Linked DNA regions of Homo sapiens: regions 2 and 3 are each linked to region 1. The links are chromatin loops, found by intact Hi-C in ENCODE. Cell type or tissue: endothelial cell of umbilical vein. All regions are shown on one strand.

Evidence for each region. A loop is a pair of places that touch in the nucleus more often than their neighbours do. Peaks named below come from ENCODE experiments on the same cell type or tissue, not always from the same donor. Only the 100,000 strongest peaks of a DNase experiment are listed, where the experiment ranks them.
Region 2: a loop joins it to region 1, with 6 times the contacts of the local background. A loop is called at or near these places in 17 of 110 quality-filtered maps.
Region 3: it touches region 1 in a loop (8-fold over the local background); 74 of 110 quality-filtered maps call a loop at or near these places.

What each region holds. Positions count from the first base shown.
Region 1 is chr13:111,150,172-111,158,171 of GRCh38, reverse strand. It overlaps ARHGEF7 (Rho guanine nucleotide exchange factor 7), which reads right to left. Exons shown (of 22, transcript NM_001354046.2): 2 at 4,181-4,267. It overlaps LOC101060553 (a long non-coding RNA gene), which reads left to right and starts at 4,595. Exons shown (of 2, transcript NR_120398.1): 1 at 4,595-8,000. RefSeq lists a silencer at 4,105-4,464. In endothelial cell of umbilical vein, CTCF peaks have their summits at 4,023 (motif pointing left) and 4,780; a DNase peak (open chromatin) is centred at 4,571; H3K4me3 peaks cover 1,815 bases; H3K27ac peaks cover 1,901 bases; H3K27me3 peaks cover 347 bases.
Region 2 is chr13:111,064,402-111,072,401 of GRCh38, reverse strand. No RefSeq gene overlaps it. Among named protein-coding and RNA genes, the nearest start is that of LINC00368, 27 kb to the left of the region's middle. RefSeq lists enhancers at 5,062-5,121, 7,823-8,000. In endothelial cell of umbilical vein, a CTCF peak has its summit at 4,464 (motif pointing left); a DNase peak (open chromatin) is centred at 4,531; H3K4me3 peaks cover 609 bases; H3K27me3 peaks cover 1,342 bases.
Region 3 is chr13:111,219,495-111,227,494 of GRCh38, reverse strand. All of the region lies in intron 5 of ARHGEF7 (Rho guanine nucleotide exchange factor 7), which reads right to left. Among named protein-coding and RNA genes, the nearest start is that of ARHGEF7-AS1, 75 kb to the right of the region's middle. In endothelial cell of umbilical vein, a CTCF peak has its summit at 3,899 (motif pointing right); a DNase peak (open chromatin) is centred at 3,934.

The DNA.
Region 1 (8,000 bases):
GCTAAGTATCAAGAACAGTAGACATCTTTCTTTCAAACAGAACTAAGTTAAAATCCATAGCTTTATTATAATAATTTTGTTGCTAATATTCCTGAAACCACGTTATTAATGTGAGCTTAATAATGTATCAATTAACTGGAATCTTATATCCTTAACTTTCAGCTCTTGAAATAAAAAACTGGTAAACATGTTACAGGCGTGATGGCTTTAACCAAACAAGCTTTCTCCTAGGAACATAAAATCTGCTTTTGCCAGTTACATTTCACCTGCTTCCCTAGTTGTCAGATGCCTAATCAGACAATGTTGCATAGGGTGGGAACATCTTGGAAGCTAATTCATTGTGACCTTTTCAGTGAACAAGCATGTGCACACACACACATGCACACATACACATCCTACAGTAGCTACAACACTTGAATCAGAATTCCACAGTAACATAGCAAAATACTGGAAACAGAAATCACTCTGAATTTCTCTGTAGCTGTTTACCTAAGAAAATGCAAAGAAATGTCCTATCACTTGCTTGGTTTGCCTCAGTAAGTTACTTATCCTCAAGTGAAATTCTACAAACATCATCATCATCATCATTTTTTTTTTCTTTTTTTGAGACGGAGTTTTGCTCTGTTGTCCAGGCTGGAGGGCAGTGGCGTGATTAGTAGAGATGGGGTTTCACCATGTTGGTCATGCTGGTCTCAAACTCCTGACCTAAGGTGATCTACCCGCCTCAGCCTCCCAAAGCGCTAGGATTACAGGCATGAGCCACTGCACCCAGCCAACATCATCATTATTCTTATTAATAATTATTATTTTGGTTGCTTTTGAGATACAAATAGAAATTGTGTGCCTAGGGGTTTTTTGCCCTAACTGGAAAAAAAAAAAAAATTTAAGCATGCCAAGTAAAAAAGTTATAAGAAAATGAAGTCATCCAAGTTGCACTGCTTTCCAACAGTAATTAAATTTTTTTAATTTTCCAAATTTCAAAGTTTTCCAGCTTAAAACCCAGTGCTTCTCAAAGTTTACCAATAAATGCGACTCACACAATATTCCTTTAAAACCAATTTATAAAAATATTTTCATAATCAAAACAATTGGGGGATAATATCTGATTTTCTACAGGTAATTAAGGAGGGCATGCACCAAAACAGCTGACATATTAACCAAGTTTACTTCCTTTTTCCCTTTAACAAATCTTAGCAGAGCTTAAACTGACAGTAAATAAGAATATATACACCAAAAACAATCTGTTACAAACACAATTCAGTCTAAACTAACCCCTGGAAGAAAAGCACCTTGACATTTACAACTATAGAACAAAAGCTAATCTAGAATTTAAGCTATTAGTTTTAAGTTTTGTGTCTGTAGTTTCAAAACATTTCTTATCAATTTCCCACCTTTCAGAATTTTGTGAAAATGAAATGTGTAAATCCCACAACATATTTCACAAGTGCAAGGCCCTTCCCTCCTGACTCCCTAAGCAATTCTTAAACACTGGGAAATTGCTGCACTGTGGCCCGCATGGGAGATGACCAAGTCCTTCAGGGCCCAGCCCTGTCCCTTCACATCACCTTACAAGGCTGGAAGCCAGAGCTGGATGCATAGCATACAAAATGACTTCTCAGGGTAACTTCCCAAAAAACACAATGACTGAACAATTTATCAGGTTTTTCATGTGCTGTTTTCATATTTTCATTTTTATTATCTCCTAGGTAATTACAAGTGTGACTCACACTAAGCTTGAAGAATGCTAACATTTGCCTCTTGCTTAAATTTACTGGAAGAGATATTTACTCTTTAAAAATAGCACAAAATAAGTCAAAACTAATTTTTTACTTTAAAATGAAACTCACTTGCTATCACTTACAACCTCAAGTTCATTCTATTAGTAACAAATATTTATTGAAAGCCTATTATGTGCCAAGCACTATTGTAGATGCTTGGAATATGTTAGTGAAAACTCTCTTCCAGAAAACCTTCAAATAAACTCTTAATTATAAAAACAATAGTTACTGTATGAAATGTCAGCAACCTTTGGAAAACTAAAAACGGTAAGTTTTTAACATTCAATTTACTTTTTTTTTTTTTTTTTTTTTTGAGGGAGTCTTGCTCTGTCACCCAGGCTGGAGTGCAGTGGCAATCTCAGCTCACTGCAACCTCTGCCTCCGGGGTTCAAGGGATTCTCCTGTCTCAGCCACCTGAGTAACTGGAACTACAGGTGCACGCCACCACGCCGGGCTAATTTTTGTTTTTGGGTTTGTTTAAGTATAGACAGGGTTTCACCATGTTGGCCAGGCTGGTCTCGAACTCCCGACCTCATGTGATCCACCCGCCTCGGCCTCCCAAAGTGCTGGGATTACAGGCGTGAGCCACCACACCCAGCCTCAATTTACTTTAAAACAAAACTTTTTTAAAAAGTTTTACACTAAAGTCAGATAATCTTAATGTGCCAATTGAGTTTCAAAAGTATGTTAACGTAAACAAAACTCAGTAGTTTCAAGAGGATAATATAATAAAATCCCTCACAAAGGTGAAGAAAAAGTAAAACCTGCCACTAGCAAGGCATATTATCACAGCCAATAAGGCAGCTGGATTACAAATGACAAAGCTGATACGACAAAGGGTATCAGGGAAAGACTACTGAAACACTGTCTTTTTCCCCTTTGAAAAGGCCCTAAGTTTCTTGGAATCTCCCCTAGCACTTTCACTTACGTGTAATAATTTCCTTGCCAACATGAAATACTACCAACAATAAATTTCTTTGTGTTTACAATCATAAACAACGCCAGTAATACTTTAATCTATGAATTCCTACATGTCTAATTCAATTAAATAAACTTTCCATGTAACCTGCCCTCACAGATTTGATGTTCTAGGTTTTCCGAGAAACCTATAGCAAAATATTCTTCGGGAAGGGAAACCTCTGTTGGGTTATCCTACATAACAGGTTCTACAAAGATGCTTTCATATACAGTTGTCCCTTTTTATCAGCAGGGAATTGGTTCCAGGATCCCGGTGGATACCAAAACCCTCAGATGCTCAAGTCTTTTATATAAAATGGCATAGTCCCGTAAACATTAAATCATCTCTAGGTTTCATACACTACCTAGTACATTATAAATGATATGTAAATAATCATTATACTGTGTTGTTTTTTATTGTTTTTTTTTAATTGGTTTCCCCCTCCTCCAGTATTTCCAATCCAAGGTTGGCTGAATACACGGGTGGGTAACCTTGGATACGGAGGGCCGACTGTACTCTTATCTGGGAGCTTGATATTGCCCATCTCAGTTTACAGATAAGAAAACTAAGGTTAAGAGTGACAAAGTGGCAACATAAACGGCAGGACTTAAGTACAGGACTGACTGCAACCACTTAAGCAGATCCCAAGAAAAGCAAAGCTAGATTTCTGTATTTAAAGTGCTACCCCAAGTGTAGGAAGAATCGCAATAGCAAAATAAAATGAAAGAGTTAAATTCCCAGAAACTGCCACTGAAAGACTGAAAAGACAATGTTTAGTAAAGTGACACAACATTTTACAACAGGGAATCGAGACCCCGCCCAGTATGTTCCCCGACAGCATGTTTTATAAACGTCACATACTGGTTAATGTGAATTCTCTGGACATTAAGTGTTGAGGGTACGGAAAAACCACCGAATTTCTGGTCTCAGGAAGAAAAAGCAGAGAAAGGAGTGCGGCTGGGAGAAGCAGGCGGAGGGCTGGCCCATTTTATTTCTGCACGACTTTGCCTGATCACCTGCTGAGGATTCTAAGGCCTGACCCAGACCTAGATGCCAGCCCTTAGATGACAATCTCTAAAAGCAGAGTTCATGCTGAGGCAGGTGCCAAGAAATCGGTTCACACCCCTGATAAACGGTTGTTGAAAATGTGTGTCACCTGCACCACCAGCGACCAGAACCACTCTTCCTCACTGGAACGAGAGCAATGTCTGGGGTTCCACACGCAGACTCCACCCTGCCCTGGGGGTGGCCCGCGCGCCGCCACCTCCCGGCCATTACCCAAACCCGCAACGCCCCGTTCCACACATCCCGGACTCTCGAGCAGCCGGGGAGGGTCGGATCCGGGCGCGGAGGAGGCAGGAGGTCCGGCTGGAGCGAAGCACCCACCCCGGGCCCAACCCCGTCTTCCCGGCCCCTCCCTCGGCCCGTGGCCGCCCGCGCTCACCTCCAGCCGCAGGGAAGCCCCGCAGCCGCGCAGGAACTCGCGGATGTTGCTCAGGCACTCGCTCTCGCTCCGGGGCTCGGGGTAGACCTGCAATACAGAGCACAAGCGCTGAGCGCCGTGGCCGGCAGCGGGGACGCCGCGGACAAGGCCGAGCGACGCCCACGGCCCGCGCTCCCAACACAGCGGGCGACGCTGGCGAGCGGCCCCCGACGGCCTGGAGCGAGCCCGCTGCCCCAGATGCCAACCCGCTCAGCCGCTGCTTCTCCTCACCCTTTTTTCTTCCTCCGGGGCTGCACCAATCTCTGCCCCTTCCCGCACCAGGAAGTGAGCCCCGGCGCCGGAAGTGACGTCCTCAGACCGCGCCCCCGCCGGCCCGCGCGGGACGTCTTCGGATAGCGTCGGGTGTTCGCCCCCGCGGACGCAGCCCACCCTGCTTTGCCGGCGAGCTGCCACCTCCTCTGGCCCAGTGCTGGGCCTCGGTCCGGTAGAGGGAGCCCACCGGTTGGCCCCGCGCGCGGCCACCGCCGCCTCCTCCTGTCCAGTCTTCGGTCTCTACCCTAGCCCCGCGGACGCAGCCGACAAGGCCCGGCTCCGCGCTCGGCCTCCTCCCTGCTCCAGGTCCTTGGCCTGGCCCCGCAGACACAGCGCACCCGCTCGGCCCCTAGCGCAGACACCGCCGCCTCTTGGCGCCAGGTCCTCGGCCTCTCCCAAGTGGACGCAGCCTGGCCCAGAGGGGCCCCAGAGAACTCGGGCGGCTTGAGTAACCCCTGATCGTTGGGAGAGAACCTGGGATTTTTTCCCTTCTTTCTAGCCTAGGCTCATGGAGAGCGCAGTTACTATTCTAATGCAATGACTTAAAATAATTAAGCAACATAAATTATGCATGTTGGGATTAAGGTGCAATGTTTTCCCAAATATAAGCCACGCGCTTCATGAATGATTAACCGAAATAGTTAACATGAAAACCAGTAAGTCAGCTGAGAAGAAATTGTGGATCCACCGCAGTGGAGGAGCGCAGGAAGGCGCCTACAGACTCCCTAGTGCTTTAGTCCAAGGTAGAATTGTGAGGGCCACCAGCAACACATGTAAGGTGTTTGGACCTTACCCACGGCAAGAAACTAAGGAAACCAGAAACAGTACCAATTACTAGAAAATTTTAAGAAGCCTGAGGCATACGAAAAACTTTATTTTGTTTTTTGCTCTAAGGATTATTTTAACTGTAAGAAAACTTATGTTCCAAATTACATGTGAAGACATTAAGCGTTGACATTTAAACTAATGCGTCATCTAGAACTCTAGCATTTGAGGACATTAAAGGCATTTTTGTCCTTCTGTACTGTAGGAGAAAATCACGACATTTCACCAGGCTACTCAGGAATACTGTGGTTTCATTTTATGGTGCTCAGGTGTTTTAAAATTATACATCAAAACCAAGTGTTCAGCAATGCCAAAAGGGATGAAATGAAGCTTTTTTCTTTCTATAGTTGAAAAATTCCTTCAAGCAAGTGCTGACATGTTTCCATCGAAACTGTACATTTTTTCAGTGGAATGGCAAAAGCAAAGCTGCTTCCTAATCCGTTTTGCTCTTTAAAATAATTTTCAAAAATTATCACATATCTAGGTAATACCTAATTTTTTTCTTCATAGTTTTAAATAGTTGTAAAGGATGTAATTTCTGACATTCTGATGACATTTTTAAATTAAACCATTGCATCCTTTATAAAAAATATATCCAATAGAATCTAAGTGTAATAGAAACATAATACCCATTTCTCCATCTAAAAAGTTTCTGAACAAGTCAGACATTAATTCTTTCTCCTTTAATTCATTCCACTTCACCCAAAAAGTTGTATCCTCATATAGTCTATTTTTATGCTTGAAACACACTCTTTTTTGGCAAGTAACCTCTACAAATACAGTCAATCATCATTCAAAGAGTCTGTATTTATGAACTCAGCTACTTGGCTAAAAATTATGTGTAACCCAAAAATCAATACTTGAAGCACTCTCAGTCATATATGGACACAAGCAGAACAGTGAAAAATTTGGATCACCTTATGTACACGTTCCCAGCTGTGCTTGAATAAGGCCATGCTCTGCCTTTTTTTTTTAGTTCTCATTCTGTAAACATATGTCCTCTTCTCACTCTACTTAGTGTCACATTTTTCAAATTTCTATGCTTTCCGATGGTGATTTCTGTTTCAAATGGCCCCCAAACGTAGTGCTGAAATGCTGTCTAATGTCCCTAAGCGCAAGAAGGCTGTGATGTGTCTTAACAGAGAAAATACATGTGTTAGATAAGCTTTGTTCGGGCATGAGTTATAGTGCTGTTGGCCATGAGTTCAATGTTAATGAATCAACAATACAGTGCATTCACATCTGTACATGAGGCTGCTCCAGAAAGTGCTAAAGTAACATCTATAGTGTGTGATGAAGCTATGGAAAAGATGGAAAAGCAGCTAAAATTGTGGATTCATGAGACGACAACCAATAAAAAAAGTCATATATGGACTTTTGTAGTGTAGTGAGCAGTATTGTTGTGAGGCTGAAAGCCAAAGAAATTTACAGCCATGTTACCCAAGGTCAGGAAAATATTAAACCCTTCTCAGCCAGTGCAGGCTGGCTGGCACGTTTCAAAAGGCGGTACAGCATGAAATCAAATTTTAAACTTGCAGGCAAGGCAGGTTCTGCCATAAGGAGGCTGCGGAAGAATTTTTAAAATGTCTGCTAAGTGTTATACGTGAAAAGGGTTAAAGGGTTATGGTAAAGAGCAGGTTTTCAATGCTGATGAGACTGCTTGTTTTATAAGAATGTTGGCAAATGAACCTATGTAATGTAAATGGTCACACGAGCCCCTGACTTTAAAGCATTCAACCTTGCTATTGTGCACCAATGCCAAGGGCGACTTTAAGTGCAAACCTCTGATGGTGTACAGAGCCCAAAACCCATGAGCCCTTAAAGGGAAAAATCTGAACTGCATGCCAGTCCATTGGCGGTAGAACAGAAAAGCATGGCTGGTATCTGAAATATTCTGGGATTGGTTCCACCACTGCTTCATTCCAGAAGTTGAACGATATCTCTAGGGCAAAAACCTTGCTTTCTGGGTCTTATTAATTTTGGATAATGCCCCAGTTCATTGCACGATGAACTTGAAAATGCTCACCCCAACAAAGAAGTTCTTTTCATGCCCCCAATACTACATCTCTCGTCCAGCCCCTCAGGGCATAATACAAACTTTCAAGGCACACTACACGAGGGAACTTTATTGTAAAGCTTGTGAGGCTCTTGACGCCAACAAGGAAGCCACCATGACAGACTACTGGAAATCACTCACTATACGCAGCATTATTGATTATGTTGGCACAGCGTGGGACAGCATCAAGCAGGCTACTATCAATAACTGCTGGGAAAACATTTGGCCAGACTCTGTGAAAACTTTTCAAGGCTTTGAAGGTGTTTCAGAAAATATAAAAAACAATGTAAAAAAACAATGCATATTGCAAGGCAAATAAGTGGAGAAGGTTTCAATGACATGAAGGAAGAAGATGTGGAGGAAATTTTGTCAGAGAAGGCAGTAGAACCCACAAACAAAAACCTGGATGAGATGGCAAAACATGGGAGCATAGTCAGGGATGAAAGTCACCCTAAGACTCCAAGAATTGTCCTTCTCACAGCAGCCAAAATATCAGAATAGAATTCTGCCTTGGAAAACATTTTCAATGACATGGAAGAATGTGACCCTGTACTTGAACGTGGCCTCACATTTAAGCACCTCACTTCCACTGCATTTATCCCTTATTCTGAGATGCTTAAAGATTTG
Region 2 (8,000 bases), 86 kb after region 1:
TTTCTAATTCAAAGTTTGTGATTTTCTTTTTGTTCCTCTGTTTGCAGTGCCTGTTTTCTCTGTTTTTCCAGCAGCAGTTGTACTATGCTTGGTCTAGCCAGTGTTTATTATTGTTGTGGTTATTAGTATTATTAGCAGTGGTTGTCCTCCTGGGTGTTCTCTGGATTGTGGTTTGGTGTCTTCCATGAATTTTAAATATTCTTGGACATTAACTCTTCATGTTGTGGGAAGTCAGGGATCCCGAACAGAGGGACCGGCTGGAGCCATGGCAGAGGAACATAAATTGTGAAGATTTCATTTTAATATGGGCATTTATCAGTTCCCAAATAATACTTTTATAATTTCTTATACCTGTCTTTTAATCTCTTAATCCTGTTTTCTTCATAAGCTGAGGATGTATGTCACCTCAGAACCACTGTGATAATTGTGTTAACTGTACAAATTGATTGTAAAACATGTGTGTTTAAACAATATGAAATCAGTGCACGTTGAAAAAGAACAGAATAACAGTGATTTTTAGGGAACAAGGGAAGACAACCATAAGGTCTGACTGCCTGCGGGGTTGGGCAAAAAGAGCCATATTTTTCTTCTTGCAGAGAGCCTATAAACAGACATGCAAGTAGGGAAGATACCGCTAAATTCTTTTCCTCGCCAGGAATATTAATATTAATACCCTGGGAAAGGAATGCATTCCTGGGGGAGGTCTATAAACGGCCGCTCTGAGAGTGTCTGTCTTATGCAGTTGAGATAAGGACTGAAATACGCCCTGGTCTCCTGCAGTACCCTCAGGCTTATTAGGGTGGGGAAAAACTCCACCCTGGTAAATTTGTGGTCAGACTGGTTCTCTGCTCTTGAACCCTGTTTTCTGTTGTTTAAGATGTTTATCAAGACAATACGTGCACAGCTGAACATAGATCCTTATCAGTAGTTCTGTTTTGCCTTTTGTCCTGTTCCCTCAGAAGCATGTGATCTTTGTTCTGCTTTTTGCCCTTTGAAGCATGTGATCTTTGTACCTACTCTCTGTTTTACACCTCCTCCCCTTTTGAAACCCTAAATAAAAACTTGCTGGTCTGAGACTCAGGCAGGCATCACGGTCCTACCAACATGTGATGTCACCCCCTGGCGGCCCAGCTGTAAAATTCCTCTCTTTGTACTCTTTCTCTTTATTTCTCAGCCGGCTGACACTTATGGGAAATAAAAAGAACCTATGTTGAAATATGGGGAGCAGGTTCCCCCAATATCTTCAAATATTTCTTCTGCTGATTTTCTTTTCTTCTGGGATTCCAGTTACACATCTGTTAGCATGTCCGATAATTTCCCAAAGCTCTTACATGCTCTGGGTTTTTTGTGTGCTTGTTTTAAAAATCCCTGTTCCTGTTTGTGCCTTGCTTTTGGTCACTCCTATGGCCCTATCTTCATGTTTGCTGATTCTTTCTTTGCCTCTGCAGAATCTCCTGAATTCTTTGTTCACCTCTGCAGAACTCCCCATCTCTGCTATCACGCTTTTCAATTCTCACCTTGCCACCTCATCCTTCCTCACAGGCTCCAACACCTCTGGATCAAAGAGTGGGGTGTGGGGTGTCCTAGAGGTCAGAGGAGCCATCTTTTTGCCTTGGACCTTGCTGTACCACCCATTTCTAGGTGTAAAACTTGTGAAAAGCTCAGCCATGCTGGCATCGCTGGTCCCGACTTCTTTTGAAATAACTCTGAAAGCTACTTGAGAATGTACACAAGCCATGGCAAAGGAAAGGTCCCAGTGACACAAGGAGAATTTTTCACCACTGTGGAAGATAGTATAGCAGCTCCTGAAAAAATTAAACCTAGAATTATCATAGGATTCAGCAATTCTGCTGTTGGCTAAATGCCCAAGAAAACTGAAAGCAGACTCAAAAAGATCAGTACACCCATGTTCCTAGGAGCATTATTCAAAATAGCCAAGAGGTGGAAGCCACCCATGTCCACCAACAGAGGAATGAATAAACAAAATGTGGGCCCTTCATGTCATCCACCCCATGGATAACAATGGGGTGTTATCCATCCTCAACAAGCAAAGATGCTCTGACATGTGCCATAGCACAGATGAAACTTGAGGATGTTACGCTAAGTGAAATACACCAGCCACAAAAGGACAAATACTGTATGACTCCAGACAGATGAGGTCCATAGAGGACTCAAAGTCACAGAGACAGAAAGTAGAATGGGGGCTGCCAGGAGTTGGGGAGATGGGGGAGGGGGAGTCAGTGTTGAATGAGGACAGGGTTTTAGTCTGGGAAGAAGAAAAAGTTCTGGAGAAGGAAGACAGTATAGTGATGGTTGCACAAGAAACAATGTAAATGCACTTAATGCCACTGAACTGTGCACCTAAGAATGGTTAAGCGGTAAATTTCAGATTATGGATATTTTACCACAACAAAATTAAATGAATTCTTCATTACAACTAACTTTAAAACAATAGGAACAATTCATTTTTTATTTTGGTTCCAGAAAGCGTGCTCTAATCAACTCATTTAGGTAGCACCTGCTAGAACCTGGCTCTGCTCGATCAGATCTTTGCAGGCCTGAAGCTCTGTCCACAGCCACCAATCACCCACTGCGTGCGAGCTGGGAATCCTGCAAACATGGCCCTTTCTACAAGATGAATGGAGAACATTTGAGGAGTAACACTTGGCTTGGGAAAACCAGCCTAAAACCCCTGAGGAATCTCCAGTTTAGTGTTAATTGGCTCATTTATCACAGGGGGCAGAGGTCAGGAGCAGCCCATGATGAGAGGTGGGGTCTCTTTCAGAAGACCCGGCAGAAGATTCACCTCTACTCAGAGAATATCTGGAATTCTCAGAGGAAGCTGGCATAAGAGAAGTGTGACTCCTGAAGTCCAGGAAAGACATTCTTCATTTGCATTAAAGGAGAGTGAATTTAACTATTCTGCTGATTCTAGAAGTTTCTATAACTCTCCAGTGCTCATGAGCTGAACCTGAATAGAAAAGACAGCCTCGTCATCTGTGTCAAGTCCTGCTTGCTTAGACACTGTCAACCTTACACTCTCCCCTCCCACAGCTCCATCACCTTCTGGCTTCATTTGAGGGCAGAACTGAAACAATGTTGGAGTGGGTACTACATAGGCCACCTCTGAGAGGGTGAGACATGACAGGGACGCTGGGTTCAGCCTCCTGTTGGGCTCTGAGAAAATGAGGACTTGGTTCAGATGTGTAAGGTTAGACCGTCTTTGTCATCCCAACATTGACACTCAGTTAGGACTTGGGGATAAATCCCTGCAGTAATTTAAACTTACTATGAGATTACTCTGTGCAGAAATAAAGCAAAAGAATTTCATCCACAACACCTTCCATGCATCAAGAATAGACCTCCCTAATTTGAACAGCATCTTAAGATATCTGTGAGAATCCTGCGTGGTAAATACATATTCTGAGTGCTTACAATTTACATAGTTCTTACATCTTAATTACTCTTTTGCTAGTATCTGGCTAAGATTATACTCTTTGGAAAACCCTGGAAAAGCTATACATCAAGTACTATAATAATTCCATGCAATAAAAATACATTTATGATAGCAAATGTGAGCAACGGAGCTCTCATATGCAGCCCGTGGGAGTGTAAATTCGTACAACCGTTTTGGAAACCTGTTTGGCAGCATCTTCTGAGTTTAGTATGTGCACACTCTATGGCCCAGCAATTCTACTCCTAAATATATGCCAATCAGAAATGCGTATATGTGTGCCTAAAGACATGCACAAGAAGGTTTATAACAGCATCGTTCATCACTGCCCCAAGCCCAAAGCAGCCCCGATGCTTGGGAGCGGCTGTTTGGAGATGCCCCTCGTGGTGTGTGCATAAAGGGGAGTACTGCATTGCAGGGCAGTACGCACACATTACACCCCCATAATATGGCTGCACTCAGAATAGGGACAGTCTCACGAGCAAACACTGAGCAAAAGAATCCAGATACATTATATAACTCATTTATATAAAGCTTAGAACAGGCAAGGGTCATCTACACTGGAACAAGTCGGAAGATGGCTATTCTCTGAGGTGGGATAAGGGCTGGGAAGTGTGTGAGGGAGTCCCCTGGTGAGATTCTATGTCTGACCCGAGGCCTGGCCCCATGGATGTGTGAGCCTTTGTAAAAAATGTATATCCAGCTGAACATTTATGATTTGTGAGCTTTTCTATATATATGCTATACTTTCAGTTAAAAGTTGGCTTAAAACTCCATCCATATCCTTTAAAGTTTATTTGAAGACATTTAGGTCAACTAGTTTTGAGACTAGAACCTGTAACTGGAAGCACTGAGAGTGATAAAAGTCCTATAAGATTCAAGGAGCTAGTTAAATCTTCGTTTTAAGAATTGAGTTGAAACTTGAGCTTTTAGGATTTGCTGTTGTCAGTGGGCAGAATATTGATTATAATTAACAATTAACACCCCCTATTGGTCACCAGCAGCAAGTGCAGCGGTGGAACCAATCGATGAAATTGCACAAACGATTGCTAGCTTTAACACTTGTCTTTTTGCTCATAGGCGCGAGAAACCGGTATTAAAATTTAATAGAAAATGTAAAAAAAGAGGTTGGAGCTGTAAGAATTTCGTCTAGTACATGATACGGAGCTGTCATAATCGCAGGTTTGTTTCAGAACATTCCGGGTGCCTCCTTGGACATGGAACTGTCTGGGTTCTCATGGGATCAGAGTCCTCCCTTTCCCCGCCCTGGAGGGCAGGTCCGGTGCCTCTCACGGGCGGCAGCGCAGTCGGGACCCGCCGCCACGTCTCTGGGGCTCGGCGCAAAGCAGCTGCCCCGGGACCGCGTGAGCTAGGACGGCAGAGCCGCCGGGGAGCCGCGCACCTGCGCTGTGAACCTGGGTCCCCTGCACACCGCTTTGTTCACGGCCCGCGGCCAGGCTCCGTGCTGCGTTCCCAGGGTCGGGGCTCCGACCTCAGCAGCTCTGGCGGTCGTGATCAGCCCGGCACCTCCTAACGCTGGGTCAGCCTGTGAACCCCGATCTCACCGGGCCGCAGAGGCGCTCAGCAGCGGCAGCTTTCACCCAAGGGGACCAAGGCGGAGTCCTTCTTGTGGGAATGAAGGTCGCCCTGGTTTAAAGGCACAGTTTGCTTTTTTCCTCTCTCCTTTTTTTTTTTTTTTTTTTTTTTTTTTTTTTTTTTTTTGAGACGGAGACTCGCTCTGTCGCCAGGCTGGAGTGCAGTGACGCGATCTCTGCTCACTGCAAGCTCTGCCTCCCGGGTTCACGCAATTCTCCTGCTTCAGCCTCCGGAGTAGCTGGGACTACAGGCGCGTGCCACCACGCCCGGCTAATTTTTTGTATTTTTAGTAGAGACGGGATTTCACAGTGTTAGCCAAGATAGTCTTGATCTCCTGACCTCGTGATCCGCCCGCCTCGGCCTCCCAAAGTGCTGGGATTACAGGCGTGAGCCACCGCACCCGGCCTGTCCCCTAGCTCTGACTTCTTAACCGGCAACAACGTGGGAGACAGGTCTCCCACGAGGAACGCCTTCCCCAGAGCTCGTGGAAGGGGTGCAGGGGGCTGTGGGGCCCCTTTAAGCTCCCGCAGAAGCTCCTCCTCTGACCCCGCAGGCCCGGGGAAGCGCGGCCTCCCTTCCCGCGCCTGCAAGGGCTCTTCCGCTTAGATACTACGTTCGCTTTCTCTCGAATAAAAAAGTCCCTGTCTCCAATCTGGCCCCAGCTGCTGTGCTCGGACTGGCCTTGACTCCCCAGCGTTCTCTCCCGGAGCCTTCGGAAAGCTCCTCTTCTGTGCATAGGACCAGGGTGCCAAGTTCTCTACGCAGCACAGAACCAGAAACACCAAACGGGGCTCTGTCCTGGAAAGATGAGCACAGAGGCCAAGGCCACGCCGCTGTCAGTGGACTTAAAGAACGCGTTATACGTTTATTTACTCAGACATTCTTATTTTTTATGTTTTTAAATTGTGGCAAAATACACATAACGATTACCATTTTAACCATTTTTAGGCATTTAGGTGCATTCACATTTTTCACAATCAATAGAACATCTTCATCTTGCAAGACCGAACTCTGTCCCCCTTAAATAAGCACTCACTCCCCATTGCCCTCCCCAGCCCCTGGCATCCACCATTCCACTTTGTGTGTCTGAATTTGATTAGTCCAGGGACTAATACTGTTAGCAGCAGGGAATCCGTAGGGTCTGCAGCAACTCGATTCTTGCCTCCTCAGAGGAAAGAATTCGGCCGAGGTGCATAGTGCAGAGTGAGAGGCCAAGGCGAGTTTTAGAGCAGGACTGAGAGTTTATTAAAAAGCTTTAGAGCAGGAATTAAGGGAAGTAAAGTACACTTGGGAGAGGGTGAAGTAGGCGACTTGAGAGATCCAAGTGCAGGGTACAACCCCCCACTTTGGGTTTTATACATGGGCATGGTTCAGGGTTTCCATTTCCCCTTCCTTGACCTTTCCTTGGGGTGGGCTGTCCGCATGCGCAGTGACCGGCCAGCGCTTGGGCGGGGCCGCGTGCGCGCTGTATTACTGAAGTTGTGCACATGCTCACCTGAAGTATTTTGCCCTTACCTGTCTCGTGTTCCTGGAGGAAGGTCACACACCAGTTAAACTACATTTTACCTCTTAGTGCACAGGCCTAAGCCACCTCGCCCCACTCCTGAGATCTTATAGAAAGCTGCTGATCAGTTTCAGGTGTTTTCCAGCTATTGGGAGCCCGCCTTTCCCTGGCACAGCTGCAACCAATTACTATTTTAGAGAACCAGTTTAACCACTGCCTGAGTATCACCTGATGGTCTCCAGAGGTTCCTGGTGGGGTGGGCCCTCTCCTGCCCTGCTCATGTCTGCCTCGCCACTGACTAACAATGAGTGGAGTTCCACAGTACTTGTCTTTTTGTGACTAGCTAATTGTTTTATGTTTATTTTTAACAAAAATTCCTGGACAGTGTTTTGATAAATGATTTTCATGCAGCCTGTTTTATAAACTCCCTGGTTCTTTCTGTGATTGCTATTTTTCTCTTCCTCTCTGTTTAAATGCTTCATTCTACCCTTTCTTCCTGCTCTTGCTTCAGTGCATTTTGTTCTTCCTTTCCTATTTTTTCCTCTTTCTTCCTGTTTTCCATGATGTAACTGGAAGGCAATGTTAGAAATCAATGAGCAGCAGATCCCCCCGAGAACTAAGCACTGCAGTGGGGAAGCCACCCCAGCTTTGTTTTCCGCCACTGCAGACTCATCTGGAAGAATCAGTGTTTTTTCCTTCTCAGCCAGATGGCTGCCTTTGTGTTTCCACCATGGGCCTTCTCTTACCCATGAGAAGGTCTCTTTCCTGCTTTGAGGGAGAGGAGACCATGCCAGGTGCCATGTGGGCTGCCCTGAAGAAAACTGTATGGGCTCACTGAGGCTGCCACATGTTTTACTTTCTGAGAAGATGAGATGAGCCCTCCACATTTCAAGGCTGAGAGCAGAAATGTGACCAGGTGCTGGAGCCTCCAGGACAGTGAAGGAAGGGGTCTGGGTCCCTGCTTAGCCCTGAAGGAAAAGGAGCAGCTTCCAGAAGGCAGTAGGGATGTGGGTGCTGTGACAGGCCGTGCCAGCTTGGTCCTGCATGTGGTTAGAAACCAGGAGCCTTGGCCACCAAGTGGAACCAAAATCTCCCATCCCTGTCTTGTTCTCTTTGCATAGTGTGGACGAAAAGCGTCAAGCTCTGTAAAACATTTGAAGAGGTTTATTCTGACCAAATATGAGGGACCAATGACTTGTGACACAACCTCAGGAGGTCAGGAGAACATGTGCCCAAGGTAGTCAGGCTACACCTTGGTTTTATACATTTTAGGGGGACTTAAGACATCAATCAATACAGGTAAGGTGTACATTCGTTGGGTCAGGAAAGGTGGGACAACTTGAAGCAGGGGCTTCCAGGTCACAGGTAGACTCAAAGAATTTCTGATTGGCAATTGGTTGAAAGAGTTTTTATCTAAAGACCTGGAATCAATAGAAGGGAGTGTCT
Region 3 (8,000 bases), 69 kb before region 1:
AAAAAATGCTAACAATCATCTGAGCCTTCAGCAAGCTGTAATCTCTTTGTAGAGGGTCTTGCCTTGATATGGATGGCTGCTGACTGATCAGTGGCTGCAGAAGGCTGCGGTGGCTATGGACACTTCTTGAAACAAGACAATGAAGTGTGCCAGTATCAACTGATTCTTCCTTTCATGAAAGATTTCTCTGGAGCGTGAGATGCTATTTGGTAGCATTTTACACACATACAACTTCTTACAAAATTAAGAGTCAATCTTCTCAAACCCTGCTACCACTTTATCAACTAACTTTTTGCAACAGTCTAAATCTTTTGTTATTTCAACAATGTTCACGGCACTTCAGCAAGGGTAGATTCTATTTCAAGAAACCACATTCTTTGCTCAGCCATAAGGAGCAACTCTTCATCCATTCAAGTTTTCTCATGAGACTGCAGCAGTTCAGTCACATCTCCAGGCTCCACTTCCAATTTTAGTTCTCTTGCTGTTCCCACCACACAGGTAGTTCCTTCCTAAACTGAAGTCCTGAGGCCCTAAGGTCATCCATCAGGGTTAGAATCAATGTCTTCCAAACTCCTGTTGATGTTGATATTTTAACCTCCTCCCATAAATCACAAATGTTCTTAACAGCATCTAAAGGGGTAAATCCTTTCCAGAAGGTTTTCAAATTACTTTGCCTAGATCCATTAGAGGAACCACTATTTATGGCCTTACAAAATGTATTCCTTAAATGCTAAGACCCAAAAATCTAAATTAATCCTTGACCCATGAGCTGCAGTATGGATGCTGTGTTAGCAGCATGAAAACAACATTAATTTCTTTGTATGTCTCCCTCAAAGCTCTTGGGTGATTAGGTACACTGTCAATAAGCAGTAACATGCTCAAGGGAATCTTTTTTTCCTGAGTGGGAGGTCTCTAAAGTGGGCTTAAAATATTCAGCAAACCATGACACAAGCAGATGTGCCACCATCCAGGCTTTGTTGTTCTAACTTACAGCGCAGAGAGGCAAAGTTGGTTAAGCATAATTCTTAAGGGTACTAGGATTTTCAGAATGGTAAATGAGAATTGGCTTCAACTCAGTCACCAGCTACATTAACCCCAGACCAGAGAGTCAGCCTGTTGGTGTGGCCACCTTCACCGATGATGTCAGCTAGATCTTCTGGATGACTTGCTGCAGCTTCTCCGTCAGCACGTGCTGCTTCACCCTGCACTTTCATCATGTTCTGGAGACGGCTTCTTTCCTTCAACCTCATGCACTAACCTCCATTAGCTTCAAACTCTTTTTCTGCAGCTTCCTCACCTCTCAGTCTTCATAGAATTGAAGAGATTAGGCTTTGCCCTTAAGGAAATGTTGTGGCTGGTTTGATCTTCTATCCACACCACTCAAACTTTCTCCATATCAGCAATAAGGTGGTTTCATTGCTTATCATTCATGTGTTCACTGGAGTAGCACTTATAATTTCCTTCAAGAGCTTTTCATTTGTATTCACGACTGACTGGTGCAACAGGCCTAGCTTTCAGCCTGTCTCACCTTTCTACATGCCTTCCTCACTAAGGTTAATCGTTTCTAGCTTTTTATTTAAAGTGAGAGACATGCAACTCTTCCTTTCATTTGAACACTTAAGAGGCCATAGTAAGGTTATAAACTGGTTTAATTTCAGTATTTTTGTGTCTCAGGGAATGAGTGGCCTGGGGAAAAACATGGGGAATTCCCGGTCAGTAGGGCAGTCAGAATACACACAACATTTATCAATTAAGTCTGCCATCTTACATGGGCATGGTTCATGGCACCCCAAAACAATTCTAACAGTAACACCAAAGGTCCCTGATCACAGATCACCATAACGGATACAATAATGAAAAGCTGTGAAATCGTGCAAGAATTACCCAAATGAAGCACTGGGACAAGTGGGCACATGGTGCTGGAAAAATGGCACCAACAGTGTTGCCACAAGCCTTCCATTTGTAAGAGAAAAAAAAAAAAACAAAAAAACAAGCAAAGTGCAATAAAGTGAGATACGCCCTATAAATCTAAGCAGAGAAGTCTCTGCATACTGTGAAGAGTTGCGAGGCAGCTACGTAGGAGAGGAGAGGAGGTGAGTAACGCCTCTCCCTGGATCAGGGCTGTGGGAGTGGGTGGCCTGTGCTCTTCCCCACATGAGCTCTTCCGTCTACTGGCTATCACATGCTACAAGCATGTGGCATGTAAGTAATACAATTACTTAAGCATAAATGCAAATAAAACTTTTTTAAAAAAGAGAAGCTCTAATACTGGAAGACTAACAACCTGACCCCTAATTACTCTAAGTCAGCTGGTCTATGGGACGTGCTCCTGAAACGGAAGATGTGTAATCATCACCGACAACGGGAGGCAGCCACATTGCAGTGAGGACATGCTCGGTATACCAATCTAGGAAAATATTCACTTTCACACGCCAGAAACATTTCCAAACCATCTACTCCAAGACCCCTTTGTACATAATGCTATAATACGCTCCCTACGCCTGCCTCGGGGGGCCCATATCTTCTAATTTATGTTCTTCTCTCTTGTTTAAAAACAATTACATCTTGAAACAATAGTGCTGAGAGGTCCATCCTGTAATGCAGCCTCATGTGTCCCATCCAAACCCAATCCTCACCGGAGAGGAGGAAGGACTACAGCACAAGCTCACATCCAGTGGCACGAAGGAAGGCAAGGTTCTGGGGTACTTTTGTCCTTTTCCCCGCACAGATTATACTCACATCAAACACTGTTCCTCCACAGCTAAATTAATAACGACATCCAAAATTCAGCTGCGTGTTGCTTTATGTCAAAAATAAGTAAAAAATATTTAAAAGTGACCAACTTAAAAAGTGGCAATGTCGTTAAAGATCTGTGGATCAGCAAATGACAGTCCCATTTAAGCTCTCACATCACTGCCAAACACAGACAGTCATCATCTCAAGCTAACCAGCCCCCAAAACAGCATTTAAAAGAAATGTCTTTACAACAGATAATAAGCTGTCCAGAAATAGGAGAATGACTAAAGTCAGCACATTAGAAATAATCATCTAAAAAAGCCTGAGTCCACATGCACACACAGAAAACTGGTCTTGGAAGCACACAGAGCACGAGGTGTGTTCTCACAGCTGCTAACCGTGTGTGCCACATGCAGCTGAGTGCCTCCACTTCTATCCAATCACAGCAACCACCATCACCACTCACTTCCAGAATGGACCTTGCTGCTTCTCTCCTTAACTTCTCCCTTGAATTTAGGAAATTCTGAAGCAAGGGAGTAAGAGTGAGGGTGGGTGGGTGGGTGTGAAACACAAATACATATCAGCCTGTAAAAAATGCTGTAGACGCTGGCTGCGGTGGCTCATGCCTGTAATCCCAGCACTTTGGGAGGCTGAGGCGGGCAGATGACAAGGTCAGGTGTTCGAGGCCAGCCTGGCTGACATGGTGAAACCCTGTCTCTACTAAAAATACACAAATTAGCCGGGCGTGGTGGCGGGCACCTGTAATCCCAGCTACTTGGGAGGCTGGGGTAGGAGAATCGCTTGAACCCAGGAGGTGGAGGTTGCAGTGAGCTGAGATTATGCCACTGCACTCCAGCCTGGGCAACAGAGCAAGACTCTGTCTCAAAAAAAAAAAAAAAATGCTATAGAAATCCATGGGTTTTACCTAACCAAAAAAGGTGCACAGAAAATAAATGCTAAGTGACAATTATTTACCTTCCATAAGACTGTACTGTACATATTCAGGAATAATATACAATGCTTTTGACACAAGCATTAGAAAGATCGTTATTACAGAATCCTAGAACATTTTATCTGTCTTCAAAGAGGGACTATTCAAACAAGAAATCCTACACCACAGGTTAAAAGCACCAACACAACGGTGAACCTTGACAAGAACAATTCCATCTCCGACCACAAGAGGGCAAACCACCAATGGCTACACTTCCCCAGGGAAGCAGGAGAGGTGAATTGGACCATCTGGTCAATTTATCTGGAGATAAACAGCCTAAAAAAGTGCCATTTAGAGAAAAACTTCAGTTCTTGTTTACTCAGTAAAACTATTTGTACATCAAATTAAAATATAATTCAGAAGAGAAACCCTCAATTTAAAGGAAGTCAGTGTTTTCATGAATAAAGAAATGATCCTAACATGATGGTCAGAGAAGTCTCTAAGTTTGGAACCTGGCACAATTTTGTTTTCAGAAAAATCAAGCACTAATTAACTATAAATCAAAATACATTTAACACACTCTTCAAAAAAGGAAACCTAATTCCAAAATCAGAAAGCCACATAAACTACTGGAAAAAATGCAATATAGCCGCCCACCCTTATCCACGGGGGTACCCACAAGACTGCCCACTGGATGTCTGAAACTGCAGCTATATCTCTGTATATATACCAACCCTATATATACTATGTTTTCCCATCTATACATACCTATGTGTGTTTAATCTGGAAATTAGGTACAATAATGGATTAACAACAACTAATAATGAAATAGAACAATTATAACAATATACTATAACTAAAGTTATGTGAATGTGGTCTCTTCTCTCAAGATATCTTACTGTATTGTTCTCACCTGTTTCGAACCACAGTTGACTGCAGGTACTTGTAACCACATTACGCAAAGCCAGAGGTGAGAGGGAAGTCTGCTGTACTGAATGTAATTGTGATCCTAGAGTTTTATTCTTAACTGCTCTAGAGTAACACGGTAAAAAATGTGGTTTCACACTTGCCTCAAATGCCCACGGTTAAACTCAGACTGGGCTGGGCGTGGTGGCTCACGCCTGTAATCCCAGCACTTTGGGAGGCTGAGGCAGGTGGATCACTTGAGGTCAGAAGTTCAAGACCAGCCTGCCAACATGGTAAAACCCTATCTCTACTAAAAATACAAAAATTAGCCAGGCATGGTGGCACGTGCCTATAATCCCAGCTACTCGGGAGGCTGGGGCAGGAGAATCGCTTGAACCCAGGAAGCAAAGGTTGCAGTGAGCATCACTGCACTCCAGCCTGGGCAACAAGAGTGAAACTCCATCTCAAAATAAAATAGTAAAATAAAATTAAAAATAAATAAACTAAAATAAAACTAGCATGACTTTCCATACAATATGCTTAGGTAATTAGAGAACAACAGGGACAGAAGGTTATTCCTTTGGTTCAACCATCAGATAAAGTTTAGCAAATGCATCACTAATATGCTCAAAAATGACATTTCTTGAATTTTAAAAAATAAACAGGAAAAAAAGGGAAATTTTCCAAAGTTACTTAGGTCTCAGTTTGGCACAAACCCTATTGTGATGGTTAATACTCAGTGCCAACTTGATTGGATTGAAGGACACAAAGCATTAATCCTGGGTGTGTCTGTGAGGGTGTTGCTAAAGGAGATTCACATTTGAGTCCGTGAACTGGGAAAGGCAGACCCACCCTTAAGCTGCTGGGCACCACCTAATCAGCTTCCAGCAAATATAAAGCAGGCAGAAAAACGTGAAAAGGCGAGACTGACCTAGCCTCCCAGCCTACATCTTTCTCCCATGCTGGATGCTTCTTGCCCTCAAACATCAGCCTCCAATTTCTTCAGTTTTGAGACTCGGACTGGCTCTCCTTGCTCCTCAGCCTGTAGATGGCCTATCGTGGGACCTTGTATACATATACACATATACGTACACGTACACATATACATACATATATGAATCCATAGGTGTATGAGGGTTCTTTAGAGGGACAGAAGTAATAGAGGGACAGAACTAATAATATTCTCCTATTAGCTGTATATATAGATAGATACAGATAGATATATCAAGGGGTTTATTAAGGGGAGTTTATTATATATACATGTTATATATATATATAAAGGGGAGATACATATATATATACATATAAAGGGGAGATATATATCTATATATAGATATATATAGATATGTATCTATATATATAGATATATAGATATGTATCTATATATAGATATATATAGATATATATCTATATATATAGATATATATATGTCTATATATATCTATATATATAGATGTCTATATATCTATATATATAGATATATATATCTATATATAGATATATAGACATCTATATATATAGATATATAGACATCTATATATATAGATATATATATAGATATATATATAGACATATATATAGATATATATAGACATATATATCTATATATAGATATATATAGACATATATATCTATATAGATATATATAGACATATATATCTATATAGATATATATAGACATATATATCTATATAGATATATATAGACATATATATCTATATAGATATATATAGACATATATATCTATATAGATATATATAGACATATATATCTATATATATATGAAAGGGAGTTTATTAGGTATTAACTTACATGATCACAAGGTCCCACAATAGGGGGATGTATATGTATATATGTATATGTAGATATATATATATCTCCCCTTTATATATATATAACATGTATATATAATAAACTCCCCTTAATAAAGTTCCCTTCATATCTATATATCTATCTATATCTATATATATAACTAACAGGAGAATACTATTAGTTCTGTCCCTCTAAAGCACCCTAATACACCTATGGATTCCGTGTGGCCCCTGCAAAGAGCTCCTTGATGGCAACACACCATGTACACGCACATACGTTGAAACCGGGCACGCACACACGCTCAGACACGCCTAAGACATGAGTAGTGGCTTCGGGTAGAACAAAGTGAGAGCACTGTTCCTCATGAGAGCCATGTTTCTAAACACGCCCTGCCGGTCCTTTGGAGGGCGTCCTCTGCTGCTGCCAGCTCAAGGGCCCACAGTCCACTCAAAAGCGGGGGCTCACGATGCCTTCCTGTGGGCTATCAGGGGTAACAGCATACTGCAAGACAAATTCCCACGGCAGATGACACTGACGACATTCAAATGTGTCTGAAAATCACTTCCAACTGGAGAGGATTTTGAGATCCACAAACCCCATCTTTTCAGCGTAATTTCCTTGCTCTGGGTTACTTCTAAAAAATCCACAAGGAGAAATACATGAAAAGTAAAACCCCACTCACCTGCACTCTTACTGTGGTGGTTCAGAGTCAGTCCAGGATTCACACTTAAAGGAGGAGTTCACTTAAGAATTAAAGAAAGTCAGAAAGACCAGCTGGAACAAGCGTCTGTCCCTACTCCAAAGGTGCGTCCCACTTAGCAGTTCTGTAACCTCAACTCTCCTTGGCAAAGGTGAGCAACGAACGAGGTCCTCCTTCCTCTGCCCTGGCTCAAGTGTCCTCCTGGAAAGTCCACTGGCGCCACCTCAGGCCTCTCGGCCCAGGGCTGCTCTCATTGGTTCCCAGGAAAAAGATCTCTCCAACTGGTGGGGCTGGGCTAGGAGATGGGCTCACAGGATGGACCGGGCCTGCCCTAGCCCTAGGTCTCCAGGAAGGCTCATGCAGGCCAGTGCCATCCAACTGAGTCACAGACTAAACTGCATCTCCTAACAGTGATGTCTATCAAGTTGACATTTCCACGCCTCAGCATGGTGCCAGTGCCGCGCTCTCAGTGGGCTCTACACATGAACGGATTTTTTTAAAGGATGTCATGTACTTGCAACCCACCCCCTTCTTAATATCCCAGCAATACTTGTCTTCAAGGGTTATGAGGAGAACTGAAGTTGCAAATGGAAAGTACTTTATACATTAACTGGAACATAACAAGCAGCCGGAAAAAAATTCTGCCCAAGTCGATTTATTATAATAAAAAATACTGCCTTTTAAATTATCATTATTAACAACTACAAAAAACAGTAGCAACTTCACATCCAACAGGATGGCTATTACTTTAAGAAAAAAAAAAACAAGTTGGCGAGAACACAGAAGCAGCAGAACCCTGTGCACTGCTTGTGGGAATGCGACATGGTCCAGCCGCTGGGGAAAACCACGTGGCAGTTCCTCCAGACTTAATCACAGAACCACCATCTGACCCAGCAATTCCACTTCTGGGTATAT